Linked DNA regions of Homo sapiens: region 2 is linked to region 1. Evidence: chromatin loops called from intact Hi-C (ENCODE). Cell type or tissue: heart left ventricle. All regions are shown on one strand. Links, peaks and the distances in the headings refer to the core of each region. The heading gives the core; the rest is flanking DNA.

Region 1 (15,850 bases), core at 4,831-12,830:
CAACTTTTAACTCAGAGTCCTGGTGACTATATCCCCATATCCTATGAACAGATATACAGGTAAGTTAAGATTTAATTTGCTTGGGTTTGAAAGGGTATACTAAGGTTCAAGGCACTTGAATTATGCCTCACACAAACATGTAATGTAGAATGCATAAGATGAGGCTCTGTAAGTGTTTTATGTATTCCACACTTACGGATTGGAGGGTTTGGTTTATACTTTTTGATTCAAAAGTGGTTTTCAGATCATGACAGAGGAAGCCTGCCACCTCCACCATACATAATGCAGACACTGTGGAAGTCAGCAATAAAAGCAAGAATGACTGAAGTATCTGGTGTAAAAATCATATTTTTAGTCTCAGAGGGAGACCTTAATCTGTTGGTGTTTATTGACACACAATTCTAACTCTCTTTGGTTATTTTGTTTCTCAGCTCCTGTTAATGGAAGCAGCAAATTAGGAAGTGGGGTGGGATATGAGATCAGCACAGTGAAAGGAGGAAGTGACAAGTATGTTGTTCCACACAGCTGATGTACAAAGAGGTTGTATTGCAAACACTTCCGTGAGTTAGAAACCTCTCTCTACTGATTATCAACCACTCTCTCTTCCTTATTTTGACATTCATTTAAAAAGAGAGAGAGAACCTGGTTTATAAATAGTTATCATATTCAGACCTTAGATTCTCACCTACTATTAGATTCTCTAGTACTGATTAAATGTGTAATACACTACTTAGAAGGGCATATTTATAGCAGATGGTACTATCTTTTCCATCCGAACACCGATGGGGGAGGATAAAGTTTTTATTTAAAAGTTGTGATTGGTTACTTTTTGAAGGTATGAATTATTGGATCAGTGGTTATATATCAAAAGTGTGCTTTAACCTTGGACTGAGTTAAGTGCTTTATGATTAACTTGGTTTGTGGGGGTTTTTGTTTGTTTTACAGTTGTGTGTATAAATGTGTATGCCAGCAGCACTCGGAACAGATGTATAGTGATCTGATTAAAAAGATAACTAATCACTTAGAGAGAGTCTCAAAGGAGCTGCAGGTAAAGAACTGATTGTATTGATTTTTGCTTCCTTGGGTTTTCCTGACTGGTTGCAGTTAGCTTTTCTAATACACATTTGGAAGCTTGTTAATTTGATTATGATATAAATTTATAAATGTTTTCTAGGTGAATGTTGATCAAATCATGTAATTTTTGGAATAGATTGTTAATTTGAAAATTTGGTATAAATTGTGGAAATTTTTGGATTAAATATATTTCAGACCTTAACTGATTCTATTGATTATCATGTCAACATTTCTTTTATTTAAAACTTTATTTTTTTCTGTCAATGTCAATATTTGGTGACTTTTATGATACAAAAATATGTGCATATTTTAACTTGTTTTGGAACTCGTATTATCATCTTTGAAGAGTGGTTTGCCTACTGATTTATAATACCTTTCAATATAAACAACTGAAGTAAACACTTTATTGATAAACCTCCTGTAAATAGGCATCATCTCAGCTCTAAAATCTGGGGCAGGTTGCAGAAAAACTCCTGTTTAAGGGAGCACTTAGCTTGATCCTCCCCCTGCCCACTTCAGTAAACCTTCAGTGCTTGAAGATCAGGTATTATTAAGTTGGTGCAAAAGGAATTGTGGTTTTTGCCTTTGAAAATAATGACAGAAACCTCTGTTACTTTTGCACCAACCAAATAATCTTTATACCAGGGCTTGATCCCACTTTGCTTTTGGTATAGAAGTAGAAGAATGTCTAGAAAAATCACTCAGCAATCCCAGCACTTTGAGAGGCCGAGACAGGTAGATCACGAAGTCAGGAGATCGAGACCATCCTGGCCAACATGGTGAAACCCCGTCTCTACTAAAATTGCACACTCCTGTAGTCCCAGCTACTCAGGAGACTGAGGCAGGGAAATCGCTTGAACCCGGGAGGCGGAGGTTGCAGTTGGCCGAGATTGCGTCGCTGCACTCCAGCCTGGCGACAGAGCAAGACTCCGTCTCAAAAAAAAAAAAAAAGAAAAGTCACTCAGCAATAGATTACCAGGGTCTATACCACAATTAGGAAGCACCCCAGCAGTTTTGAAATAACCACAGTTTATAGCACATGCTGGGGTGTGCTTTGGGCTTGGATATTGTTCTTCACAACTTGTGGTCTGAGATAGCTTAGTTTTTTTGTGTTTTTTTTCCCCAAACAGTTGTTGCACTAAGTAGCATTTTGTTTTCTGTTTCAAATGATAGAGCTGTGTTTTGTCATAGTCAGATATATACTTTTCTTGTTGTTAGTATAAATTTCTTTCTTCATCTTTTTGCCGCTAACTATAAAATCTTTATTCATTTAACACATATGTTTAGTGCTTAGGCATTGTGTATAAATTGTTGATGAAACCCTAGATCTATGCTTTATAGCTTTTGAGTGATTTGCTTTCTAATTCTTCACTCCACCATCTACCTGAATTTCTACCTGAATCCAGTTTATGGACTTCGGGTCTCGCTGTGGACTCTGTCACACACTTCTGTTCATTTGCCAGTACCCTAGTCAGGTTCATCATCATTTCTCGACTGTTTTACTGAAATGCTTATCTCAACTGCCTTACTTCATTGATACACCTTAATTTAACCAGTTTTTGATTGATGAATATTTAGGTTACTTCCAGTCTTTGGCCATTACTAACAGTGCTGAAGTGAATAGTCAGTCTTGTAAGTAATGTCGTTTACTAAGTCTAAATTGTGGTTCACAGAAGTTGTATCAAGTTGCATTCCCATCAGTTCTGTATATATCACAGTGTCTGTTTTCCCTCACCCTACTAATACAGCCTATTATGAAACCAAATAATTTTTAGTTTTATATTAATATAGTAATGATTCTTATTAATGATTAAAACATAAATCAGAGTGATATTTCTTCTGATGTTAGTGTTTTTTTTTTTTTTAATTTTTTTGAGATGGGGGTCTCGCTCTGTCTCCCAGGCTGGAGTGCAGTGGTACAATCATGGCTTACTGCAGCTTTGACCTCCCTGGGCTCAGGCGATCCTCCCACCCCAGCCTCCCCAGTTGCTGGCACTACAGGTGCATGCCACCATGCCTGGCAAATTTTTTATGTTTTTTGCTTTAGAGATGGGGTTTTGCCGTGTTGCTCATGCTGGTCTCAAACTCCTGGACTCAAGCGATCTGCCAGCCTCGGCCTCCCAAAGTACTAGGATTACAGGTGTGAACCACTGTGCCCAGCGTGATGTTAGTATTTTTTAAAAGGGTGATATATGATATAAAACCAGGGAATTTAGTTTGTTTTTAGAATCAATACATGTCCCACTTAGAGTTCAGCAATATGGTCTTATGAAAAGTCTAGCTTCAAAATGATTCCTTTTATAAGATTATAACGATTGTAACCATTATTAAATAGCAGCGGGGAGTGGTTTAAAACATGGGGATCCAGGGCTCTGTTTCCAGCTCTGTCACTCAGCATTTGTGTGTTTGCCTCTTTATTAAACGTGCTAATATATATCATCTTATAAATTTTCTTGACATTAAAATGAAGTAGATTTACTAGACTATCTCGTTGCTTCACACTAAGGTGTAAGGTATTTTCTCGACATCAAAAGGAAGTAGATTTACTAAAATATCTGTAGTTCTTTACACTAAGGTGTAAGGTATTTTTTCTTCTGCTTCCTGCCTGGCAAATGCTTCTTCATTCTTTTCTTAGGCTTAAGCTCATTTGTGTCCATCTGTGTAAAGCCTTCCTGGAACTCCTGCACTCCTCTCAAAACCGAACAGACTATTGGCATTTCTTCTGTGGATCCATAGCATCTCAGCAATAAGAAGTCTATTAGGGCAGTGATTGTGTTATTGTTTCTGCTTCCCTGTCTGACTACTTCACAGGCCCTTCCTTGAGGGGGAGGGACTCTATCGTGTTTGTCTTTTTATCCTTAGTGTCTGCCACAATTACAACTCAGCAGATGTGTTCTGGCTGAATGCTGAGTAACTAAATGTGACCTGTACTAATGGAAAGAGTAGCATAATTAGCTTCAGATGACCACTACTCCTGTGCTCTCTAGATTTGTAAGCATTTTATTTATTTGTTCAGTGTGATGTGTGTGGCCTGATGTAATCTTTATTTTATAGAGACCTTAAGGCAGTTTTCATGGGGACAGATCAAGAGACGGTGCCAGGCTTTATGAGCCAGAAACATTTTATTTGGATGGAGCATTTTGTTTGCAGCTCTGGTTTTCATAATGAAATATTGTTGTTATGAGCCAAAATAAGAGCGTGGGAGGAGTTGCATTTGGCAGATAATCAGAAATTTAGTGCTGGAGTTGATAAATCAATGATTTGGACCTACAGGGCGTCAGCCTCAGTCAAGGGCATCTTAAAATAGCTGTGGGTTTGTATAGTTTATATGTCAGAGGGACTTATTTATTTTTATCCCAAGGCATATCCTGTTGGGGAGATTGAAGAGTATATAAAATAATGTTCCCATATTCTCCAGTTATTTTTGGTGTTGACGTAAAAACTAGAGAACATGGTTTTTAGAGATTTTAGAATAATTTGTTGAATGTAAATATTTTTTACATGACAGCATAATCTAACTTGCTGCCTCTTTTTTGTTTTTAAACACATTTCTTTCATTTTGGAAAAAATTACTTTACTTCAGGCACTTTAAAGTTTTTTTTGTTGTGTTGTTAAACTAATAAAACAAATAGCTAAGTCCCCTTAGTGTTCTCCTTACTATTATATTTCACTGCATGTGTATCTATACATTTTAACTTACTGCTGGATTGTTCAAAATTGTGAACAGTATCTTTTGCCTTAATTTTTTTAAACCAGGCTCTTTTCTCGTCCTTATTAACTCCGCTCTTCTTATTTATTTATGAGACAGTGTCTCAGTCTGTTACCTAGACTAGAGTGCAGTGGTGTGATGCTGGCTCACTGCAGCCTTGACCTCCTGGGCTCAAATGATCCTCCGGCCTCAGCACCCCAAGTAGCTGGGACTACAGGTGTGCACCACCATGCCTAGCTAATTTTTGTATTTCTTGTAGAGGTGGGGTTTTACCATGTTGCCCAGGCTGGTGTTGAACTTCTGGACTCAAGTGATCTTCCTGCCTTGGCCTCCCAAAGTGCTGGTATTACAGACATGGGACACCACTCCCGGCTGTTCTTTCTTTAAAAGTAATAACGAAGTTCTATTTATTTTTATTTTTCTGTATCTCCAGAGCCTCAAAATGTACATTTCCAATTCTGGTATTTTCCTATACCAGTGAATGGAAATAGATGACTATAGAGAGTAAATTGGTTTACCAATTCAGTAAATAATATTCTGAATAGTTTTGGAAAATTCTATGGAAACATTTAGAAATTACCATATTTTTTGTGAGAGACCAGGACCCTAACATTAGGACCTACACTTGCCTGTTGGATTTGAATTTCATCTTATAGATACCTCATACTGAGGTCTAAATCTAAATTTCTCTTCATTCAAATTAGTTTCTTTCTGAGGCTTGGTATTTCATATTCCTCTTAGCTTTTTCTCTCCTATTTCTGGGTGCTAGTTAAGGTGGATGGAATACTATAATATATCTTGCTCTGTCCTCTTTGATTCCCATTGTTGTCTTCCTCTTCCACGTCATCATTGGCTCATGCCTGCACTAGTGGAATATTCTTTTAATTGGTTTGTCTTCCTGCAGTCTCTTCTTTTGGCTGAACAACCTAAAAACCCTAATTTGATAGACATACTTTCTTGTTCAAAAATCTAAAATACTATTTATTGCTTTCCTTAATTAATCACAGCTGATTTTTTGGTCCGTGTAAAAAAAACTTGAGTGGTTTTATTGGTTGCAGGGGTTCCTAGTGGGAACCCTAACGTATCCTATTTAACTATGACTCTACTGGGTCTGGTAGTGGACATATAATTGATAAGACTAGATAGTGTGGACCACCCCCCCTGCTGAGAGCAATTACAAAAATCAGACCACAGGACTAACAAAGTGAATTATAGGGCCAGGATCTAAGAGAAGAAGGAAACTCAGATAGAGGAACCTAACATTTGAGCCATTTATCTACTGGGGTCACCTATTTATTCTGGAAAAGGAGGCTAATGAGCTGAGAAATTTAATAGAGCTTTGACAACACTTGTGGGGGTTGGGTAATAAATTGGAGTATAAGGCTCATTAAATCTGAAGTACCACATCCCAGGACTAGCAAGAATAAAAAAATAAAGACTAGCCTTCTCATTTGCTAAAGCCTGATTCCTGATTGGATTAAGATGGTCTTGATTCGGCCAGGTGTGGTGGCTCATGCCTGTAATCCCAGCACTTTGGGAGGACAAGGAGGGCAGATCACAAGGTCAGGAGTTAAAGACCAGCCTGGCCAAGATGGTGAAACCCTGTCTCTACTACAAATACAAAAAAATTACCTGGGTGTGGTGGTGGGCGCCTATAATCTCAGCTGCTCAGGAGGCTGAGACAGAGAATTGCTTGAACCCGGGAGGCGGAAGTTGCAGTGGTGCCACTGTACTCCAGCCTGAGCGACAGAGCGAGATTCCGTCTCCCAAAAAGAAAAAAAAATGGTGGTCTTGATTTGCTAGAGCCTCGATTAAGCTTACTAGTAACAAAAGTAAATTCTGGAGAGATACCATTATCCTAGGCATCAGATTGTTTCCATAGTTTTTCATAAGCAGTATCTGGCACTTAATCAGAAATAACTAGTCATAGTAGGAAATGAGGCATCAAACCAGGCAAAATTGTGAAGTACATTTTTAGGCAAGAATTGGGAGAATTCATCACCAGTAGTTTCTTACACAAATAAAAGTGTTTTTCAGATAGAAAGAAAATGTTTCCAGATGAAAACTTGAAGATATGTAGGAATGAAGAAGGGAAAATATGCAAGTGTGGATCAATAATAATGATAATGTCTTCTAGGATATAAGAATATATATATATAATCAAAACTCGTGACAATAATGTGTAAGTTTGAAGGGAGGAGTGAAGGTTTGAAATGTTCTGAAGCCTTGCATTGTCCAGGAAATGGTAAAGCACTACTTTATTTTCAACTATAATGTGACAAGGATACAGTCTGTAGTAAAAAAACATAGTTAACAAGACATAGAGGGGAAAAAATGGAATAATTTTAAAATAAAGAAATCAAGAAAGGATTTTTTAAAAGTACAGAGAACAGATGAGATAAATAGAAAATAGGATAACTTCAGCATGTCTATTATTATGTGAAATGTTAAAGACTAAGCACTACATTAAAAAAAGGAAGACAATTTCAGATTGGTACTGTTCCTTGTGGATCAGGGCTACCCCATGGGCACTGTGTCTAGAGTAGCAGCTCAGAGGCAGTTCTGCACTCATACCTACTTTTAATTATATGCAAATTAAGGGCAGTATGCAGAAATTTCTAGAACGAGGGAGAGGGTGGTAACTTCTGGGTTGTTGGGTTGTTGCCATGGAAAGGGGCAGTAACTTCTGGGTGTTGCCATGGCAATGGTCAACTGACATGGCACACTGGTGGGCATGTCTTATGGGGAGGTGCTTCTGCCCTGACCTGTTTTTAGCTAGTCCTCCGTTTGGTCCTGATGTCCAAGCCCCACCTTTGGAGTAGATTTCTTCCTCCTATTACTAAGTTGAGAACTTTCACCTTTTCATTTAAAGGAATCATTTACAGCTTCTCTTTGGCATATCTGAATTGCCAACATCATCTCTCTTGCTCTTTGGAGCCATTATTAAGTAAAGTAAGGGTTGTTTGAACATTTGCTATGATAATCGTGACAGTTGAACTGATAACCGAGATGGCTAAGTGTCTGACAGATGGATAGTGTCAACAGTGTGCATATGCTGGACAAAGTGCTGGACAAAGTGCTGACAGATATCTCAGGCAGGATGGAGCTGGATGGTGTTATGGTTTCGTCACGTTACTCAGAAAGGCATGCAGTTTAAAATTTAAGAATTGTGGCTGGGTGCGGTGGCTCACACCTGTAATCCCAGCACTTTGGGAGGCTGAGGCGGGCAAGATCACCTGAGGTCGGGAGATCGAGACCAGCCTGACCAACATGGAGAAACCCCATCTCTACTAAAAAAAAAATACAAAATTAGCCGGGCATGGTGGCACATGCCTGTAGTCCCAGCTACTTAGGAGGCTGAGGCAGGAGAATCACTTGAACCTGGGAGGCGGAGGTTGCAGTGAGCCGAGATCGCACCATTGCACTCTAGCCTGGGTGACAAGAGCGAAACTCCGTCTCAAGAAAAAAAAAAAAAAAAAGTTTGTTTCTGGAGTTTTCTGTTTAATATTTTCAGACTGTGGTAACTTAAATCTCAGAAAGGGAAACTGGATAAGGTGGGGGACTACTATCATGGATAGATGGATATAAAATCTTTTAAAACTGTCTTAAATGACACTTCCTCATTTCATTTTTTCTATGTGTATTTCTGAATCCAGAATCCATTGAAACAATTGTGAGGCATTTTCTCCCCAAGTAATGTTGATACATTTATTGTATATGCTAATGTGTTATCTAAAAGAGAGTATATTTTCACCAAATAAAAATATTCTGACATTTTGATGTAGTAGTTTTATAGTCAGTGACCCATTAACAGTTCTTTTGTCAGTGCTTTGGAACTCACACTGTACGTTAGCCCCAGTAAACAGTGTTGACACAGAGATTTGGTTCCTAGGTCAGGACAGTAACATTCAAGTGGGAAGATTAGCGCCGATATTACTAACCTGCATTCAGGGTCCTGTTGAGGAGAGACCACAGAGACAAAGGTGCTGGGAAATGTTGCAATTTTTATCTCAAATAAGGCTGAATTTACAGTAGTTTTAAGTATTTCACTTTTAATTAAAAGGAAGTTAACTGATTACATTTAAACCATTTTAATAAAATTAGAGTGATGTTGATGTCTAACTGTATCTTGGTTTTAAGCAAAATAAGTAAGTTGACTGTCAAATTAATAATGGAAATTAATAGAAACTAAACCATAATCAGCCAACAGTACTTAACTTTGATTCACTATTTATAAACTCCAATTTGCATATAAAATCTTTACTGCCAGATTGCCAATAAACTGAGCTAGTCCCTTGGTAGTTAAAATCAGAGCAAGGATTGCGTTGCTATTTATTTTTTGTCCAGTGGGTGGCAGCATAACTCAACTGGTTATCTTGTGTACGGTCATTTGAAATTTTTTATGTGTTTTAAAGGTTTTAATTTCTAAATCTCTTGTACTACAAAGTGTATTCTAAGAAAACTTTCCTCCAAATACTCTGTTTATTTCTTGCTAAAGTGAATAAGATTTTAGATAATAAGAAAATTGCTTGATATCCTTTCTTCATAGGTTTCAAATAAAATAAATATTGCAACTGGTAAATAGCCCTTTACATGTGTGTTCTACTGAAAATGTTTCTAAGTTATGTGGAGATCTATTTTTTTCCTCTCTACTAGAACTTAAAGCAGTTGTCATGGCAAACCCAGGAATTTGCCAGGGAGACACCCTAACCCTCGATCATTCAATAGGCTCTCATTCAGACCATGATTCTAATAAGTTTACTATCTTCCTTTGAAAGAAAGGATTTTGTTTGTATTTTCATGTGCCTTCATAGGACTTAACATAATACCAGGCCCAAAAATAGAGATCCAGTAAAAAGTACTTGGTATAAGTTGATTACAAAAACATATGCTGGCTTTACCACTGACATTACCAGAGGCATGTGTTTGTTCCAGGTAAAACATCATCCAGAACTTGGAAAATGAGCAGGAGAGTAAAATCACATAAATAATAGCTGTTTGCATTTGTACAGAGTACATTTGCATGGTGTACAGAGTACAATTATGAATTGTATTCTTTTTAAGATATACTTTCTTTGAGACCAAACTGTGTAATTTAAGTTAGAAAAGAAAAGGAAAAAGGTTTCCTTTCCAAAATAATAGCAAATAGGTGTAAGTAGTGTAAGTAAGTTACTGTTTGCTAAGTGTTACATAGAGATAAAGTATGTGGGGAAGTGAGAAGTCAGCCTAGGGTATCTGGCTTCTTTGGATATTTCTCCATTTAGTAATCCTTGAACCTTTTATAGCACCTAGCCAGTTACTTTAAAAGCTAGTATTAGATTACAGATTATTTCATGTAGATAAGCTAAATGAACCCAGGAACACAGAAGCCAGGTTTAATTCAGTTTATTAAGTCCAAATAGTATTTGGAAAATTAAGGAAGTCTTATTTTAGAAATAAATCAAGAAAAAAATTTCATATAATAATAGCTTAAGAAGTAAAAGATCTAAGTGAAAAGAGAAATATCTTCTATCTAAGACTCAATTGACTTTATTGTAGTTTTCAATTGAAAACCATGCTTACAGTTTATATGAGAAGTGTCTAATATGTATATTATAGCTCTTAAATAGCTCCTGAAGATCAGTTACCTTCTATATCACTATTTTTTGGATATTATTCTAATATGGAAATAATATCTGCATAGCAAGAATGAGAATGGAATGTCAGATATGTTTGTCTATTTGGAAAGAAATTCCTTTTTTTTTTTTTGAGACGGAATTTAGCTCTTGTTGCCCAGGCTGGAGTGCAATGGTGCCATCTCGGCTCACCGCAACCTCCGCCTCCAGGATTCAAGCGATTCTCCTGCCTTGGCCCCCTGAGTAGCTGGGATTACAGGCATGTGCCACCACACCCGGCTAATTTTATATTTTTAGTAGAGACGGGATTTCTCCACGTTGGTCAGGCTGGTCTTGAACTCCTGACCTCAGGTAATCTGCCCGCCTTGGCTTCCCAAAGTGCTGGGATTACAGGTGTGAGCCACCGCATCCGGCCAAGAAATTCCATTTTTATGAAGCGTCTTTGTCAGCTTCCAGTGTGTAATGGGTGTTGCTTCTAGGGCCATGACACATCTGTCCATGGCAGTATGGTATTGCTCTGGAACATCATGGAATAAGCTAGACTGAAAGCTTATTACCCATTAGTAGTTTTTGCTATAGTCAGTCATCTAAAGGCAGATTTTTAGAAAAAGAAATGACCAATTTGATTGAGAAAATAGTATTAAGGATCCTTGAGATGGCATCCAGGTGCATTTGTATGGGATACAAAAATGCCAACGTTGTACTTATTATAGGAATAAATGTTAAAGGACTTGGAATAAACTATTTGAGAATTTTTAACATTTCCATTTGACTCTTTTAAAAATAGTTTCCATTTTTCTGCTGAAATTCTCCCATCTTTTTGTGCATGTTATCTGCCTTTTCTACTAGGTCATTGCATATATTAATCATAGTTATTTAAAGTGTCTGTGATAGCTACTTCATGTGGGACATCTCTGTGCATGTTGAATGTTTAATTGTTGACATAATTCTTGACAGTGGGCTGTGTTTTTGTTTTTTTGGTCTTAGTTTTTTATTGAATGTTGGACATTGTATATAAAAAGAACAGTTTAGCTTAAAAAGAACAGTTTCTGCTTAGAAATGGGCATGCCTTGGCCGGGCGCGGTGGCTCACGCCTGTAATCCCAGCACTTTGGGAGGCCGAGGCAGGTGGATCACGAAGTCAGGAGGTCGAGACCATCCTGGCTAACACGGTGAAAACCCGTCTCTACTAAAAATACAAAAAATTAGCCGGGCGTGGTGGCGGGCGCCTATAGGCCCAGGTACTTGGGGCTGAGGCAGGAGAAAGTCGTGAACCCGGGAGGTGGAGCTTGCAGTGAGCCGAGATTGCGCCACTGCACTCCAGCCTGGGCAACAGAGCGAGACTCCCTCTCAAAGAAATAAGAATAATAAATAAAATAAAAGTAAATATCTTCACGGGCCGTGAGGTGTTTGTCTAGCTCCTGTGCTTAACTCTGCTGGTGCAGGTGAAAGCAGCCACACAGATTACATAAACAATGGGCATTGCTGTGTTTCAAAACAACTGTACTTAATCAAAACAGGGTGTAGACAAGATTTGGCCCACAGCCTCTAGTTTGTTGATCTCTGGTTTGGTGTGCAGGTGAGTTCCCTCCCCGACTCTCCCCTTCCCTGTCCTGCCCCCCACACACCCTGTGGCAACCAAATTTTACCTTGTATCTTTGGGGAACCTTGGGAGTAAGCAAGTTTCCTGTGCTTCCATCAGCAGCAGTATATTTTTGCTTCATAACAGTGTGGAAACCTGGGCATGAGTGGATTTTCTACCATCCTGAAAATGGTTGCTGACCTTTGCTTGTCAGGAGGGCTGGAGGATCACCTGCCTGTCTTCCAGTGGTAGACAGTTTTTGCCTAAGGTCAAAGAAGGGTCACCAGGTTGCAGGGTTTCTTACCCCTTCCTTTCAGCAAATGGCTTTTGCTTTGAATCTGGGTAGGTTCTAGGGCACAGGCAGTTTTTGTTCATGTCTTCCATTGGCAGTTAATCACCACCTTTTTTTGTCATGGAGGACCCCATGATGTGTTCATCGGCTTCTTTAGGTATTCCTGCTTCATCCTCAGGTCTTACTAAGCCCGGCACATCTTGCTATGGAGGATGGCCTCTCAGATTTCTTTCACTGCCCCCAGTCCTTCTCTTGATGACCCAGTGGAAACCCATGGAAAAGAGTTGGAGAGGAGGTGCTGGTGCTGACTGCCCTTGTGTTGAAGCCTCCCAGGGATTCTACACTGTTAGTTCACACTTGGCCTTTAATGATTCATTACAATTTCTGTTGTTTGCTTATCTGCTTTTATGACTACCATCACCAACAGAGAAATAGTCCATGTGTCCTTTATTTTTTTTTAGAGGAGCTTGTCACTCTGAAATTCTTCTCACCTAGTTGAACATTGCAGATGTAAGTTAAAGAAACCTTAGGTGTCTGATGAGCTCGAAAAATTATGATTATTTTGGTTAACCAGCTTTTTCTTACCATAAGAGTGGGAGTGATGTTCTTTCACAGCTTTCTGCATTCTAAGCTGAGGGGGAACTTGAGTTATATTTTGATAACTTTATACTCCCTGAATTTGATACTAGTCAAGAAGCCATTAACTTTTAAGAGGAAAAATTCACCTATGTTAATGTTAAAATGTTAGTGCATCATATTTTTACTGATTTCAGTGCAGTTTGCAGCTAAATTGTCCTGCAGTAAATGCCTGTGTTACATGGGTGATTACTGCTCAGTTTTCTCTTGAATCCTGCAGACTTCCTTCCTGTAGAGCTCCTCTCATTTCTTGGAAGAGGCTTAAGGTGTAGGGTTCCTAAATGCTTAACAGGTGGGCCAGCTGTTTACAGACTTCCCTGAAGTTCTCACTAAAAATACACACCTCTGGAAAGTTTCTGAATCAAGACTTTGGAGTGTGGCAAAGGAATCTGCGTCATTACCAGTCCCTTCAGGTGATTCGGAGAGAAGCATTCTTTGAGGTCCACTGGCGTATGGAAATGTACCATTGTTCCTGAACCTAGTCTCTCTTAAGCAGGGAGTGCAGTGTAGCTTATGTTTAAGAATAAGATAGTGCGCTGGGCTCGTTGGCTCACGTCTGTAATCCCAGCACTTTGGGAGGCCGAGGCGGGTGGATCATGAAGTCAGGAGATCGAGACCACCCTGGCTAACACGGTGAAACCGTGTCTCTAGTAAAAATACAAAAAATTAGGCAGGCGTGGTGGCGGGTGCCTGTAGTCCCAGTTACTCAGGAGGCTGAGGCAGGAGAATGGCGTGAACCTGGGAAGTGGAGCTTGCAGTGAGCCGAGATCGCGCCACTGCACTCCAGCCTGGGTGACAGAGTGAGACTCTGTCTCAAAAAAAAAAAAAAAGAGGTTGTGTTGTTGCTGATGCCACTCAACACATTTGCACAGCTGGAATGCTAGTCTGAATTAGAAGTATCCGTGCAGACCTGGATAACATAAACAGCAAAGCATAGCCTAAGTATCCAGTGACAAGGGACTGATGAAATAGGCAATGATGTGTCCAAACAGTTGTTAAAATTAGGTTATAGAAAGAAATTTGACCTGGGAGAGATGGTGACGATCTATAGTTGGGCGATAAAATCAGGTTACAAAATAAGCCATATTTGTTTAGAAACAGACACATGCACACAGGAAAAAAAAAAAAAATACCAAAATGGTAATAATTTTCTACGAATGTTGGTAGTGGTTATTTTTTTCTTTTTCTTTTTCTTTTTTTTTTTGAGACGGAGTCTTGCTCTGTCGCCCAGGCTGGAGTGCAGTGGCGCAATCTTGGCTTACTGCAAGCTCCACCTCCCAGGTTCATGCCATTCTCCTGCCTCAGCCTCCGGAGTAGCTGGGACTACAGGCGCGTGCCACCACGCCCGGCTAATTTTTAGTATTTTTAGTAGAGACGGGGTTTCACCGTGTTAGGATGGTCTCGACCTCCTGACCTCGTGATCCGCCTGCCTTGGCCTCCCAAAGTGCTGGGATTACAGGTGTGAGCCACCGCGCCCAGCCGGTAGTGGTTATTTTTCCATAGTTGCATTTTAAATTTTTAAAAATTTCAATGAACGTACATTACTTTTACAAAGATACATGTTTTGTCATGTTTAGTAGGTCCTTCTCTTCCATCCCTTCTTGTCTACTTCATTCTAGCATGCAAAAGTCACTTACTTATTTGAAGACAACCAGAATGCTTTTGTGAAGATAAAAGCACATATTCTTAATTTTTTTCATGTTTCATTTCGGTTGGCTGGGGACGAGGATGGGGGTAGGTAGAGGAGGAGGGATATAAATATGAAATTGTAGAACTCGTTTGTATTTTACATCTGCATTGTCCAGTTAGTTATGTGTAACTATTACAATTAAAATGAAGTAAATATTTGGTTCCTTAGTTTAATTAATCATATTCCAAGGCTCAATAGCCAAACGTGGCCAGTGGTTACCATAGTGGACAGTGCAGATTTAGAACATTCCCATCACCACAGAAAGTTCCTTTGGGCAGTACTGACCCACATGATAGTATATTTAAGTCTCTTGACTAGTAAAATTATTTAAACAAATAATCCTCTTCTAAAATTATTAATATACATCAAATTCGGGTGACTGACCAATCAACCTTCCTTGTTTAGCTTTGAAAGTTAAAGATGACAAGCTTTCTTTCCCCTTCCCTTCTGTGAAGGTGTGGTATGTATATCAAATCTGTCTTTTCCTTTCTTGCTGTAAGGCATTTCTCACACTAGGACCATGTATGTGTATATATATATTTTTAGTGGTATTTCGCAGATTTCACTATTTAAACTGGACAACTGAAATTATTTTTAATATAATTATGCATAAGACTATTATCTAGTTCTACCTTTTTTAATTTAAAGGTTGTTTTGAAATTATTGTCTATAACATCTATATGAAGTTACTCAGTGCAACAATCTGGTAACAAAGGATTAGCACGAAGCTATCAATATGACCTCTGATTAAATAAATAGTACATTCAAGCATCTTACAGAAATAGATATTCCTAAAGTGTGTGTGTTTTGAGGACTTCGGAGGGTCCCCAAAAGCCTTTCAGGGGGGTCTGTAAGTAATGATGGATAGACGCTGGTGCCTTAGCATGAATTTTCATTTCCACATGCTTGCGGGGTGAGGAAGCCATTTTCATTAAGAATGTCCCAGATGAAACAGAGAAAATTATTAATTTTATTAAATTGTGACTTTATACTTTAAAAAATATTTTATGTAAAGAAATGGGACACCGCATACCAGAGTACAGTGGTGGTTTTGAGAAAAGGTGCTTATGTGATTGTATGAATTTTGAACTAACCCTGCTTTTCTGCATAGAACGGTATTTTCACTTGAAAAAAAGACTGACAAACTACGGTTAGACTTTGGTATTTGACAGACATTTTCTCAGAAATTAGTGAACTAAGATTGTCACTTCCAGGAAAATGACTGACAGTATTTGTTGCCAATAATGAAACTT
Region 2 (15,850 bases), core at 4,099-12,098, 72 kb before region 1:
CACTGCAATCTCTGCCTCCCGGGTTCAAGCTATTCTCCTGCCTCAGCCTCCTAGGTAGCTGGGATTACAGATGCCCGCCACCACGCCCGGCTAATTTTTGTATTTTAGTAGAGATGGTGCTTCACCATGTTGGGCAGGCTGGTCTCAAACTCCTGACCTCGTGATCTGCCCGCCTCAGCCTCTCAAAGTGCTAGGATTACAGGCGTGAGCCACCACACCTGGCCCAGATAAGCATTTTAAACACTGACACCCCTAATTGCTCTGTTACAGGACATAACAGATGTGGACTGTCATACACTAACTACTGAGAAAAATAATTTGAGCTGCCCCCAGGTGGTGCTGCCTGCCAGCCAACCATTCACTGTGGGCAGTTGCTCTCTTTGTTCAACAGAACATGCGTAACTATTTGAACATTTTACTGTGCTTTGTCCATGTTGTTTTACAAAAACAAGTGGAAAGTAGAAAAAAAGAGTAATCTCAAAAATAAGCAATATAAGTTTTCTATGCTTAATACACTTGCTTCCAAAATGGAGATCAGTGGCCAATCTTTGAGTTCAATTGAATGCTTACTGGACTTAAGTGGGTCCACTGTAGACTTAATGGCAAAGGAAAAGAACAACATATAAGAAAATGCTATAAATATGTAACTGGAATTTAAAACTATTTTGGACCTCTCAGAATCAGGGCCACTACGAGCTAAATGGTGTCTTGTGCAAATTGGGAAAAGGAATTCCTTTCTTTTCTGGATAAGTACAACTCTACATCAGGATACACATCTAGATTTCAGTCTAACCCTTGGTCAGATGCCCTTGTGTAGTGTACAGCCTTACCAACTCTACAGTGCTGCCTGGGATGGAACAACCACTTATAATGTGTAAGTCTCTAATTGCACTCTATACAGTTAATTTGATACATATTTTCATATTTACAAAAGCAGAGGACTGCCTGTGTACAGTTTTTCTGTTCACTTACTTGTAAATTAGAAGGCTTGTCTCATATTTGAGACATACCTATGCAATTTGAGAATGCAGGATCATTAACTATGAAAAACTGCCTGAAGGGCAAGACCAGGGTTCACATTCCCCTCCTTCAGCAATCCTACTGCCTTTTTAGAGCAGAAGCTGCTCTTTACCTTGTTTCCTAGTTATTTGGATGGCTTCTTCCTTCTTCTACTAGATTGTCAACTCTCTGAGGGCAAGAGCTGTTTGTCTCATTTGTCTCTTTACTTCTAGCAAACAGTACAGAAACTTGTGGGGGTTCGTTGATTTCACTTTGATAGACAATGACAAGAATTTCTGCAATAATTGTTGTTATAATGCAGAAGGGTTGATATATTTTCTCCAGGTGCTTGTACCTCTGAGCTTCTATAGCCTTCTGAGCATATGCAGCACCTGGCTAACTGATTTGCTTTTATTTTAGAGGTTGATGGGAAAACCACTCAGACACCAGGAGGTGTTATGGCTCATGGACGTTTGTTAAGTATCAGATGTTACTCAGGACTGAGTCATGCCTTTTCAAAAGGACTGCATTTGGAGACTGGCGGGTTCTAGCACTTTCAATGAATAGTGCATTTTTTTTTTTAGTGGGTTCCTTCCTATCCATGCCTGGGAGCATGGGCTGAGCTTTTGGAGTAAGCCAAATGGGATAAAGGGTCAGATGTCGGAAAAAGGAAGCACCCACAGTGGCCGTACATGTGATGGGCTTTTGGGCAGCACCACGGACCATGGAATGGAATGGCTTAGGTCCTCTTCATGAAGAAATAACTCTGGGATACACTTAGGAAAACTGCAGGACCCTTTCAGTTGGCCACACAATGGAGCTGCATCAGCTGGGTGCTGCCTCAAAGAGGAGTGAGTTGTGCTCATTTCCCGAATGTTGCAAATCTGGAAATTATCTTACGTTGGAAAAGCGATGACTGTTCCTGCACTCTCCCCCAATTTCCTGAAAACTTTGATTTTTTTAGGATATTCTGAGAAGAGTAAAAACCCACGGCTGTGGCCAGGTGTGGTGGCTCACATCCGTAATCCTAGCACTCTGGGCGAGAGAGACATCAGGTGGATCACCTTAGGTCAGAAGTTCAAGGCCAGCCTGGCCAACACGGTGAAATCTTGTCTCTACTAAAAATAAAAAAATTAGTCGGGCTTGGTGGCGCATGCCTGTAGTCCCAGCTACTCGGGAGGCTGAGGCAGGAGAATCGCTTGAATCCGGGAGGTGGAGATTGTAGTGAGCCGAGATCACGCCATTGCACTTCAGCCTGGGCGACAAGAACAAAACTCTGTCTAAAACAAACCAACCAACCCACAGCTGCTCCTTCTAAGCTATGTTTTATGCCACAGGCCCTTGGGTAATGTGTTTCCGCTTCTCCCCAGATAGAATACCACTCATTTTAGCTTAATGTCTTTGTTCTTGAAATTGTCCGTCTCACCCAATCTTCCTCCCATCTCAGAGGCAGGAATAAAGCTTACCTTGTTCAGCAAGCAGAGTACTGGCTCTTGGGTGGAGGAAATGTATTCACAATTTACAGATAAACCTCACAAAGTTGTTTCTGATCAGCAATTGCTTTGAGAGTGAATCTCTCCTCAAACTCCACCAGCAGATTGTGTTCTGTGTTGCCTTTCTCAGCAGCTTTCTGGATCCTTTTGGGCTAGGAGCAGCTCTTCTCGGGCTTCATGCTTATTTTCTGTAAAATGAGCAGGAAGTCAATGTCTCCTAAAGTCTTGCCATTTCAAAGTGTGCTCCTGGGACAAGGGGAATCTGCAGCACTCTGAAACTTGCAAGAAACGCAAAAAAAAAAAAAAAAAAAAAAAAAAAAAATTCAGGCATTGCACCAGGACTTCAGAATCTGTGTCCCCAGGTGATTGGCTTGTACATGGAAGGTCGAGAAGAGCTACTCTGAAGTCCCTTATTGCTATAAAGCTTTATGATTCTTTGGGAAGGTATCCTGTAGCAACAGCCAAAACACATTGAGTCCTTAACTCTGTGCCAGGGATTCTTACATGAGCTCATCTCATCCTCAGCACAAGCCCAAGGCAGGGGTAATCATGATTCATATTTTACAGGCGAGAAAGCTGACACTTGGCTCAGAGAAACTGGCTTCCTTGGCAAAGGTCACCCAGCTAATTGGGTACAGAGCTCGATCCACCCTCAGGTCAGCCTGACTTCAACCTCCCCTCTATGTGGTGTTGCCTCAGGGGTCCAAGGCAAGGTTTTGAGGAGGAATTGACCTGTGAACTTTGTATTGTCAGATGATGAGTTTGCCAGGTTGTAAGTGGGAGAGAGTCATTCCAGAGGAGAAAAGAACCAGCGAGTGGCCCAGAGGAAGGAGAAAGCTGGGCAAGTCCAGAAGGTGGTCTGAGATTTAGTTTTAACAAAATGAATGTTAATTTGGTATGAGCTTGTTTCTGTTGAGCACAGGGTGGGAGGAGGGAGAGATAGTCAGGTTACCGAAATTACCAGCAAGTTTAGATGAAATCTAATGACATTTTAATGTGTTTTCTGAAGATACTGTCTATTGAACTGAAATATATCACACCAGTGAAGTATGCTCATTGTTCTGGAGAAAGATCATTCTTGCGGATTGACTTTGATTTTTGTAATTTTGCTGCCAATATGTAAAAAAGGTCAACTTCACCCTTGCTACTTAAAGCAACTCCAAGTCAATAGAGCCTAGAAGTCTCTCTTTGGAAGGATGGATGTTACCAAGGAATTGTATAGTTGAAATTCTTCTTGCACTTGCCAGGTTCTGAAGTTGTCCTCAGGGGATCCCCATTTCACTGGGGAAAGGATCAAAGAGTCATATAGAGAGGCCAGAAGTAATTTCCTAACATAGTAGAGCCCTGGTAAAACCCTCAAAGTCAAATCTCAGAGCCATCTATTGGAGTGAACATTCTTTTTTTTTTTTTTTAATTATTATTATACTTTAAGTTCTGGGATACATGTGCAGAACATGTAGGTTTGTTAGATAGGCATACACGTGCCATGGTGGTTTGCTGCACCCATCAACCCGTCATCTACATTAAGTATTCCTCCTAAAGCTATCCCTCTCCTAGCTCCCCACTCCCCAACAGGCCCCAGTGTGTGATGTTCCCCTCCCTGTGTCCATGTGTTCTCAGTGTTCAACTCCCACTTATGAGTGAGAACATGCAGTGTTTGGTTTTCTGTTCATGTGTTAATTTGCTGGGAGTGATGGTTTTCAGCTTCATCCATGTCCCTGCAAAGGACACGACCTCATCCTTTTTATGGCTGAATAGTATTCCATGGTGTATATGTGCCACATTTTCCTTATCCAGTCTATCATTGATGGGCATTTGGGTTGGTTCCAAGTCTTTGCTATTGTGAACAGTGCTGCAGTAAACATACATGTACATATGTCTTTATAGTAGAATGACTTATAATCCTTTGGGTACATACCCAGTAATGGGATTGCTGGGTCAAATGGCATTTCTGGTTCTAGATCCTTGAGGAATTGCCACACTGCCTTTCACAATGGTTGAACTAATTTATACTCCCACCAACAGTGTAACAGCATTCCTATTTCTCCATATCCTCTCCAGCATCTGATGTTTCCTGACTTTTTAATGATTGCCATTCTAATGGGCGTGAGATGGTATCTCATTGTGGTTTTGATTTGCATTTCTCTAACGACCAGTGATGATGAGCTTTTTTTCATATGTTAGCTGGCCGCATAAATGTCTTCTTTTGAGAAGTGTGTTATATCCTTTGCCCACTTTTTGATGGGGTTGTTTGTTTTTTTTCTTGTAAATTTGTTTAAGTTCTTCATAGATTCTGGATATTAACCCTTTGTCAGATGGGTAGATTGCAAAAATTTTCTCCCATTCTGTAGTTTGCCTGTTCACTCTGATGATACTTTCTTTTGCTGTGCAGAAGCTGTTTAGTTTAATTGGATCCCATTTGTAAATTTTGGCTTTTGTTGCCATTGCTTTTGGTGTGTTAGTCATGAAGATTTTGTCAATGCCTATGTCCTGAATGTAATTGCCTAAGTTTTCTTCTAGGGTTTTTATGGTGTTAGGTCTAACATTTAAGTCTTTAATCCATCTTGAATTTATTTTTGTATAAGGTGTAAGGAAGGGGTCCAGTTTCAGTTTTCTGCATATGGCTAGCCAGTTTTCCCAACACTATTTATTAAATAGGGAATCCTTTCCCCATTGCTTGTTTTTGTCAGGTTTGTCAAAGATCAGATGGTTGTAGATGTGTGGTGTTATTTCTGAGGCCTCTCTTCTGTTCCATTGGTCTATATATCTGTTTTGGTACCAGTACCATGCTGTTTTGGTTACTGTAGCTTTGTAGTATAGTTTGAAGTCAGGTAGCGTGATGCCTCCACCTTTGTTCTTTTTCCTTAGGATTGTCTTGGCTATATGGGCTCTTTTTTGGTTCTATATGAAATTTAAAGTACTTTTTTTCTAATTCTGTGAAGAAAGTCAGTGGTAGCTTGATGGGGATAGCATTGAATCTATAAATTACTTTGGGCAGTATGGCCATTTTCATGACATTGATTCTTCCTATCCATGAGCATGGAATGTTTTTCCATTTGTTTGTTTCCTCTCTTATTTCCTTGAGCAGTGGTTTGTAGTTCTCCTTGAAGAGGTCCTTCACATCCCCTGTAAATTGTATTCCTAGATATTTCATTCTCTTTGTAGCAATTGTGAATGGGAGTTCTGGAGTGAACATTCTTTTTTTTTTTTTTTAATTTTTTTTTTATTTTTATTGATCATTCTTGGGTGTTTCTCACAGAGGGGGATTTGGCAGGGTCATAGGACAATAGTGGAGGGAAGGTCAGCAGATAAACAAGTGAACAAAGGTCTCTGGTTTTCCTAGGCAGAGGACCCTGTGTGTTTGTGTCCCTGGGTACTTGAGATTAGGGAGTGGTGATGACTCTTAACGAGCATGCTGCCTTCAAGCATCTGTTTAACAAAGCACATCTTGCACCACCCTTAATCCATTTAACCCTGAGTGGACACAGCACATGTTTCAGAGAGCACCGGGTTGGGGGTAAGGTCATAGATCAACAGCATCCCAAGGCAGAAGAATTTTTCTTAGTACAGAACAAAATGGAGTCTCCTATGTCTACTTCTTTCTACACAAACACAGCAACAATCTGATTTCTCTATCTTTTCCCCACATTTCCCCCTTTCCTATTCGACAAAACCGCCATCGTCATCATGGCCCATTCTCAATGAGCTGTTGGGTACACCTCCCAGATGGGGTGGCAGCTGGGCAGAGGGGCTCCTCACTTCCCAGAAGGGGTGGCCAGGCAGAGGCGCCCCCCACCTCCCGGACGGGGGGGCTGGCCGGGCAGGGGCTGCCTGGAGTGAACATTCTTTAAGCCCATCTTTAAAGAGTTTGTTAGAGGTCCTCACTCAGGGATGAATCACTTGGATAGAAACATGAGAAAGAAAAGAAAACCTATACATCACTCTCTATAACTTGGATTTTCCTCTTCTGAGGGGGTATCTGAATCATCTAGGAAGAATTGAACTATAAGGAACACAACCTGCAAAGAAAGGTGGCCTAAACCATGAGGACAGGTACCAAGTAGCCCTGAGTTAGGGCAGCTCCAAGGCTTGCCAATTGGGTGGATTTTCAATGACATTTTGAACTTGGGCTCTTCCCAGTCTGTCTTCTTCAGCCTGTTGGTTTGTCCTCTTGCTGGCCCCCTCATGGTCCCAAGATGGCGGCAACAGTTCCAAAAGTCTACTGGAATGATAAAAGGAAGAATCATCTCATGGATCTCTTTCAAAGAGGAGGGAAGCCTTTCCAGAAAGCCCCTCAGCTGACTCCTCACATCTCATTGGCTGTAACTGTGTTATATGCTCTCTCTTCAACCAATTGCCAGCAAGCTACACTTGGCTTGGATTGGTTAAGATTTTTTCCCTATAGTTGAAGAGGGCACCTTCCCTGGTGCTTGTCCAGGCTAGGCAGAGGGTAAAATCCTGAAGAAAATCAAGGTTCTACCAGCAGCAAAGAATGGATTTGGGTAGACAACCAATAAGAGCTGCCATTAACAATCACTTATTAAGGCCTGGCATGGTGGCTCACACCTGTAATCCTAACACTTTGGGAGGCTGAGGTGGGTGGACTGCCTGAGCTCAGGAGTTCAAGACCAACCTGGGCAACATGGTGAAACCCTGTCTCTACTAAAAATGCAAAAAATTAGCTGGGCGTGGTGGCACGCCTGTAGTCCCAGCCACTCGGGAGACTGAGGCACGAGAATCTCTTGAACCTGGGAAGCAGAGGTTGCAGTGAGCCAAGATTGCACCACTGCACTCCAGCCTGGGCAACAGAGTGAGACTGTCTCAAAAACAAAACAAACAAACAAAAAAACCAATCACGTTAAAAATAACAAAACATTTCTTCAACTTCTGAAGTCAAGGAGTGTAATATTCAACTATTATATAGAAATGCTGCGTAACAGCCACAACAATTTCAGCGGCATAAAACAATAATAGCCATTGATTGAGCTCATCTGTCTGTGGGTCAGCTGGAGGTAGTCTAAAGTAGACTAGGCCTGGCTGGACATGGCTCAGCTCCACCTGACTCTTATCCTTCTCCTGCAACCACAGACTGGTTTGGGCATGTTCTTCTCGCCAAGACGGTTGAGGTACAAAAGCCCAGGCCCGGAGTGTAGGTCTGTTCCAAGCCTCTTCTTGCATCATGTCTGCCAACATCCCATTGGCCAAAGCAGGTCTCGTGGCCAACCATGGCATCGGTGGGGCAGAAAGCCATGTGATGCCCACTTCATGGAAAGTCCCAGAGTCAAATGACCGAGGGTGTAAATACAGGGAAGGGTGACAAACTGGAGTCAATGATGCAATCTACCACACAAGAGGAAAGAAAGAAAATATTACATTGAAAATAAAATTGGGCTGGGTGTGGTGGCTCATGCCTGTAATCCCAGCACTTTGGGAGACCGAGGCAGGTGGATCACCTGAGGTCAGGAGTTCAAGACCAGCCTGGCCAACATGGTGAAACCCTGTCTCTTCTAAAAGTCCAAAAACTTAGCTGGGCGTGGTGGTGGGCACCTATAATCCCAGCTATTGGGAGGCTGAGGCAGGAGAATCGCTTGAACCTGGGAGGTGGAGGTTGCAGTGAGCCGAGATCATGCCATTGCACTCCAGCCTGGGCAACAAGAGGGAAACTCCATCTCAAAAAATAAATAAATAAATAAAAATAAAAATAAAAAATAAAATTAAGGGTAACTTTAAAAATCCTTTTTTTTTTTTTTAAAAAAAACTGTACTTTAACGATTTAAAATCTTTCTTTAGAGTATAAAAGAATTAGAGGCTGTTCAGGTGTGTCTAAACGTTAAAAAATTGTGTGTGGGTATGTGTGTATAGATAGCAAAGGGTCTCAAAAGCAGATTTTTCTAGCTCTGAATGCCACCACTACCTATTGTTCTATTAGCACTATATATTAGGGTATCAGTTTTACAGAGCTAACTACTCCCATTGCTCCCTCTCCCCCTCTTCAAAAGCAATCTGTACAGTCTATATTGAGGAAATAAATGAAAACCACTGAAATGAGAAAAAACAAGGCTGTTTATTTAGAACAGAAACTCAAAGGCAGGCAGGGGAATGGGGAAGCTTTATGGTGAAGAAAAAGGAAGACTTCGCATGTACTTTGATTGGAGGTTGTTGGCCTAGGGAAGCTGGAGGCAGACTAATTAGAAACAGGGCATTTTATGTGATTGGTCCTGAGTTGGTTGGAAGCAGGGGCAAAAAATAGGGAAGCTGGCAGTTGTTGCCCAAAGCCTGACTTTTCTGGCTGATTGCTGCAGAGGCTGTGGTTTGGCTTCTGGGCAAGTGACTGCTAAGTTTGTGGATCAGAGGTCTACAGTCATCTAAGGTCTGGCCACTGTCCATTTGTATATTCAGTCTCTCAAGACACATCAGAGAAAGCTCCAGCTCCTCAGCATAGAATAAAGAGCCCTACACACTTGACTCCAAGCAAGGTGGGGTTTCTGATCCCCTCTCCTGACATCAGAGCCACCCCTACCCACAGACACATCCAGATCCCACCTCACCAAACCAACCATGGCAGGTCTTCCATGTCCCCCGTACAGAGTGTGTCTTTCTCATGCCATACCTTTGCCTGAACTTGCCTTTGGCCTGAATACCTCTCCATTGCTTTACACCTGTCCATCAAGAATGGGCCAAGAACCTGCACCCTGCACCTTTTCTCAATCTCTTTTCCTCCACCTTACCTGGTTCTACCCCAAACAGAATTAATTGCTTTTTTCTCTGTGGTCCCTGAACTATTTATATGTACATTTATTGGAGTGGGGGAACTGCACTGTGCTAAAGGCATTTGCTGCTGCTTTTTCCCTTCCCCTATGCTGTGAACACCCTGAAGAACATTATGCTTTATTTGTTTCTAGTATAGGACTCTGCAGATAGTAGTCTTACAACAAAGGCTTTTTTGAAGGAAGAACAGAGGAAGGAAAGAAGGAAGCAAAGAAGAGGGAAGGAAAGGAAGGTCATAGGTAGGGTTGACAGATAAAATACGGGATACCCAGTTAAACTTGAATTTCAGATGAATAACGAATAATTTTTAGTATAAATATGTTCCAAATATTGCATTTGTAATTTTTTTTTTTTTTTGAGATGGAGTCTCGCTCTGTTGCCCAGGCTGGAGTGCAGTGGCATGATCTCAGCTCACTGCAAGCTCCGCCTCCCGGGTTTTCACCATTCTCCTACCTCAGCCTCCGGAGTAGCTGGGACTGTAGGCGCCCACCACCACGCCCGGCTAATTTTTTTTTTTTTTTTGTATTTTCAGTAGAGACGGGGTTTCACCATGTTAGCCAGGATGATCTCGATCTCATGACCTCGTGATCTGCCCGCCTTGGCCTCCCAAAGTGCTGGGATTACAGGCGTGTGCCACCGCGCCCGGCTGCATTTGTAAATTTTTAAATATTCCATGGGACATACTCATACTAAAATACCAGTTGTCCCCTATACAAAACAAATTCAACTGGGCCTCCTGCATTCTTATTTGCTAAATACAGCAACTCTGGTCAAAGGGCAAACACCTAATTAAACATTATTATTACTATTATTTGGGGGGTTTTCTTTTTTTAAATGTCAGTCATTTTTGGGAAACAGGTGGTTTTCTCTTACATGGATAAATACTTTAGTGGTAATTTCTGAGATTTTGGTTCACCCGTCCCACAAGCAATGTACACTGTACCCAGTGTGTAGTCTTTTGTCCCTCACCCCCCTCCCACCCTTCTTCCTGAGTCCCCAAAGTCCATTATGTCATTCTTTTTTTTTTTTTTTTTTTTTTGAGACGGAGTCTTGCTCTGCTGCCCAGGCTGGAGTGCAGTGGCGCGATCTCGGCTCACAGCAAGTTCCGCCTCCTGGGTTCACGCGCCCGCCACCGCGCCTGGCTAATTTTTTTGTATTTTTAGTAGAGACGGGGTTCACCGTGTTAGCCAGGACGGTCTTGATCTCCTGACCTCGTGATCCGCCCGCCTTGGCCTCCCAAAGTGCTGGGATTACAGGTGCGAGCCACCGCGCCCGGCCCCCCATTATGTCATTCTTAGGCCTTTGCGCCCTCATAGCTAAGCTCTCACTTGTAAGTGAGAACATAAGATGTTTGGTTTTCCATTCCTGAGTTACTTCACTTAGAATAATGGTCTCCAACTCCATCCAGGTTGCTATGAATGCTATTCACATGAGTAGTATTCCATGGTGTACATATAACACATTTTCTTTATCCACTCATTGGTCACTGGGCATTTAGGCTGGTTCCATATTTTTGCAATTGCGAATTGTGCTGCTATAAACGTGTGTGCAAATGTCTTTTTCATATAATGACTTATTTTCCTCTGGGTAGATACCCAGTAGTGGGATTATTGGATCAAATGGTAGATCTACTTTCAGTTCTTTAAGGAATCTCCATTCTGTTTTCCATATTGGTTGTACAAGTTTACCTTCCCACCAGCAGTGTAAAAGTGTTCTTTTGTCACCAAATCCATGCCAACATCTATTATTTTTTGATTTTTTATTTATGACCATTCTTGCAGAGTAAGGTGGTTTCTCATTGTGTTTTTAAATTTGCATTTCCCTGATACTTAGTGATGTTTAACATTTTTTCATGTTTGTTCGCCGTTTGTATATCTTCTTTTGAAGAACTGTCTATCCATGTCCTTTGCCCACTTTTTGATGACGTTGTTTTTTCTTGCTGATTTGTTTCAGTTCCTTGTAGATTCTGGATATTAGTCCTTCGTCAGATGCATAGTTTGCGGATATTTCCTCCCATTCTGTGGGTTTTCTGTTTGCTCTTCTGGTTATTTGGTTTGCTCTGCAGAAGCTTTTTAGCTTAATTAGGCCCCATCTATTTATTTCGTTTTGTTGCATTTGCTTTCGGGTTCTTGGTCATGAACTCTTTGCCTAAGCCAACGTCTGGAAGAGTTTTACCAAAGTTATCTTCTAGAATGTTTATGATTTCATGTTTTAGATTTAGGTCTTTGATTCATCTTGAGTTGATTTTTGTATAAGGTGAGAGATGAGGATCCAGTTTCATTCTCCTACATGGGACTTGCCAATTATCCCAGCACCATTTGTTGAATAGGGTGTCCTTTCCCCACTTTATGTTTTTGTTTGCTTGGTTGAAGATCAGTTGGCTGTAAGTATTTGGCTTTATTTCTGGGTTCTCTATTCTGTTCCATTGGTCTACATGCCTATTTTTATGCCAGTACCATGCTGTTTTGGTGACTATGGCCTTATAGGATAGCTTGAAGTCAGGTAATGTGATGCCTCCAGATTTGTTCTTTTTGCTGTGTCTTGCTTTGGCTATGTGGGCTCTTTTCTGGTTCCATATGAATTTTAGGATTGTTTTTTCTAGTTGTTTGAAGAATTATGGTGGTATTTTGATGGGAGTTGCACTGAATTTGTAGATTGCTTTTGGCACTATGGTCATTTTCACAATATTGATTCTACCCATCCATGAGCATGGGATGTGTTTCCATTTGTTTGTGTTGTCTATGATTTCTTTCAGCAGTGTTTTGTAGCTTTCCTTGTAGAAGTCTTTCACCTCCTTGGTTGAGTATATTTCTAAGTATTTTATTTTATTTTATTTTTTGCAGCTGTTGTGAAATGGATTGAGTCTTTGATTTATTTCTCAGCTTGGTCGCTGTTGGTGTATAGCAATGCTACTGATTTGTGTACATTGATTTTGCTTCCTGAATTGATTTTGAAACTTTACTGAATTCATTTATCAGATCTAGGAGTTTTTTGGATGAGTCTTTAGGGTTTTATAGGTATATGATCATATCATCGGCAAACAGCGATGGTTTGACTTCCTCTTTACCGATTTGGATGCCCTTTATTTCTTTCTCTTGTCTGATTGCTCTGGCTAGGACTTCCAGTCTATGTTGAATAGAGGTGGTGAAAGTGGGCATTCTTGTCTTGTTCCGGTTTTCAGGGGCAATGCTTTCAACTTTTCCCCATTCAGTATAATGTTGGCTGAGGGTTTGTCATAGATGGCTTTTATTACCTTGAGGCATATCCCTTCTATGCCAATTTTGCTGAGAGTTTTAATCATGAAGGGAAGCTAGATTTTGCCAAATGCCTTTTCTGCATCTATTGAGATAATCACATAATTTTTGTTTTTAATTCTGTTTATGTGAAGTATCACATTTATTGACTTGCATATGTTAAACTATCCCTGCATCCCTGCTATGAAACCCACTTGATTATGGGTGTGTTATCTTTTTGATATGCTGTTGGATTCAGTTAGCTAGTATTTTGTTGAAGATTTTTGCATCTATGTTCATCAGGGATGCTGGTCTATAGTTTTCTTTTTTTGTTATGTCTTTTTCCGGTTTTAGAATTAGGATGATACTTGCTCCATAGAATGATTTAGGGAGGATTCCCTCTTTGTCTTTTGGAAGAGTTTCAATAAGATTGGTACCAATTCTTCTTTGAATGCCTGTGAATCCGTCTGGTCCTGGGCTTTATTTTGTTGGCAATTTTTTTTTTTTTTTTACTGTCTTAATCTTGTTATTGGTCTGTTTAGAGTTTCTATTTCTTACTGATTTAATCTGGGAGGGTTGTATATTTCCAGGAATTTATCCATCTCTAGATTTTCTAGTTTGTGTGCATAAAGGTGTCCACAGTAGCCTTTTGTATTCCAGTGGTATCAGTTGTAGTATCTCCCATTTCATTTTTAATTGAGCTTATTTGGATCTTCTCTTGTCTTTTCTTGGTGAATCTCGCTAATGATCTATCAATTTTGTTTATCTTTTCAAAGAACCAGCTTTTTGTTTCATTTATCTTTTGTATAGGTTTTGTTAGTTTGATTGTTTCCATTTTATTTAGTTCTGCTCTGATCTTGATTATTTTTTTTTCTTCTGCTGGGTTTGGGTTTGGTTTGTTCTTGTTTCTCTAGTTCCTTGAAGTGTGACCTCAAGGCTGGGGCACATTAGCCCTACCACCACACCCAGCTATTTTTCTGTCTTCTTGTCTGATGTTTTCTCACCCCAAGCCAGCACCACTGCCCTGCCAACTGCCAGGGTATCCTCAGATTCTAGGAGCACTGCCTATTATTATTATTTTTAATTATTCTTATTTTTTGAGACTGGGTCTCACTCTGTTGCCCAGACTGGAGTGCAGTGGTGTGATCTTGGCTCACTGTAATCTCTGCCTCCTCAAGCAATCCTCCTGCCTCAGCCTACCAAGTAGTTGGGACTGCAGGTGCACACCACAATCCCTAGCTAATTTTTGTATATTTTGTAGACATGGAGTTTTGCCATGTTGTCCAGGCTGGTCTTGAACTATTAGACTCAAGCAATCCTCCCACCTTGGCCTCTCAAAGTGCTTGGATTACAGGCATGAGCCACCACACCCGGCCCCTGATTAGACTTGAAAATAGTCTGATTCCTAGGCCCAGAGAAAGTCTCTTGGGTCCACTTTTCCCTTCCCTGTTTGCAAGAACTCTGCCATGGGGCTGGCCAGGTTTACTGCTGTTGGGCTGACATGATAAACCCACCAAAAGGGTGGCTCCTTTTTTGGAGATCAGAAACTAGGCTGGTGGTTGCCCAGAGAGTGCTTTGAAGCATCATAGAGGAGAGGAAATGCATGGAATGATTGTGGGAAGACAGGGAGAAGGAACCATAGGACCCCTTTTCTAAGTCTCAGGCATTTCCTCCTCATGGAAGATGTGAGTTGACTGTAAAATACAAGGAGGAAGGCTTCCATGATAAAGCATGGTGTTCAGAGGAGCCCTGCAGAGTCAGGAAGGAGGGAAAGACAGAGGCTGGTCCACACGGTGCCCCAACTCTCATTCTGGACCCCAATTCATCCATTGACATTGCAGGGAGAACGTGTGCAGTGGGCTGAATGATGACCCTAAAAACCTGCGAACGTGACCTTATTTGGAAACGGGGTCTTTGCAGATGTAATTAAAGATTTTGAGATGAAGTGGTCATCCTGATTATCCAAGTGAGCCTGAAATCCAATGACACATGTCCTGATAAAGGACACACAGAGGAAAAGACAGAAACATGGATGAAAAGGCAAAGTGAAGACAGAGCAAAGCCGTCCAAGCCAAGGAATGCTGATGGCACTAGAAGCTGGAAGAGGCAAGAAAGGAGCCTCTCCTAGGGCCTTCAGAGGGAGCGTGGCCCTGCTGACACTGCCGACACCTGGATTTCGACTTCTGGCCTCCAGAACTGTAAGAGAACAAATTTCTATTGTTTTAAGTGGCTGAATTTGTAGTAATTTGTTATGACAGTTGTAGAAAACTAATGGGACATAGGACTAGAGTCCTAAAGCCCAGTCCATGGTCAGGGAAGTGGAGAGGGAGCTGAGGATATCCTCCCCAGGGGCCACAGACTCATGTGAATATAAAGCCTTTTTTGGTTTCTTTTGAGTAAATCACTCGCAATCCCATAGATTTCTGATTTTTTTTTTTTTTTTGAGACAGATTCTTGATCTGTTGCAGGCTGGAGTGTAGTGGCCTGATCTCAGCTCTCTGCACCCTCTGCCCCCTGGGTTCAAGCAATTCGGGTTCAAGTGATTCTCATGCCTCAGCCTCCTGAGTAGCTGGGACTACAGGCATACACTACCATGCCCGGCTAATTTTGTATTTTTAGTAGAGACGGGGTTTCACCATGTTGGCCAGGCTGGTCTTGAACTCCTGGCCACAAGTGACCCGCCTGCCTCAACCTCCCAAAGTGTTGGGATTACAGGCATGAGCCACCGCGCCCAGCCAGATTTCCAATTTTATATAAGACCAAGCCCTACTTACCAGATACTTTTATATAAACTATTCAGTTGCTACTAACATTGGGCATAAGGCATTGTTTTACACTTTAATATCATGTACAAAACCACTTTTTTTTTGATAAAGCAAATCAGTGGTTTCCAAGTGGGGCGCTCAGCACAAGGTGCTGGGTTGTGTGAAAAAATATTGGAACTTTGGGGCTAAAAAAATAACAAAGCAATTATACTTTCCTAATCTTTTAATGTTCAGAAGATGATACTTTCAAGGATCATTTCTATCATTTGTTACTAGAAAAGTTTCTCTGAATGTGTAGAACACCAAAAAGTATTAAACAAAAATTTTAAAAACCCACAAAGCACAAAACGGACTCAGCTTGACAGTCATAGCTTTCCTCAGAGGCTCCTTTGCCACCCATGGCACAGGTGCAGCCTTGAATGCTCTGTGATGTGGGGGCCGGTGCTGGTAACCTCACCACCTGCACATCAACACTCAGGGGAATCTGAGATAGTTTGGTCTATTCGCAAGTGGGTAGATGGATTTATAAACTACACAACCTAGGCCATTTTTTGTTTTTGTTTTTAAAGAGACAGGATCTGGCCCTGTCCCC

What was found. Peaks named below come from ENCODE experiments on the same cell type or tissue, not always from the same donor. Only the 100,000 strongest peaks of a DNase experiment are listed, where the experiment ranks them.
Region 2: a loop joins it to region 1, with 2.4 times the contacts of the local background. A loop is called at or near these places in 11 of 110 quality-filtered maps.

What each region holds. Positions count from the first base shown.
Region 1 is chr10:118,714,493-118,730,342 of GRCh38, reverse strand. CACUL1 (CDK2 associated cullin domain 1) reads left to right here. Exons shown (of 9, transcript NM_153810.5): 2 at 1-59; 3 at 946-1,048. Among named protein-coding and RNA genes, the nearest start is that of CACUL1, 33 kb to the left of the region's middle. In heart left ventricle, for the core only: a CTCF peak has its summit at 9,125 (motif pointing right); no DNase peak of the experiment used is centred there.
Region 2 is chr10:118,785,606-118,801,455 of GRCh38, reverse strand. It overlaps LINC03036 (long intergenic non-protein coding RNA 3036), which reads left to right. Exons shown (of 4, transcript NR_186540.1): 4 at 14,414-15,850. Among named protein-coding and RNA genes, the nearest start is that of CACUL1, 39 kb to the right of the region's middle. RefSeq lists an enhancer at 5,632-6,187. In heart left ventricle, for the core only: no CTCF peak of the experiment used is centred there; a DNase peak (open chromatin) is centred at 7,694.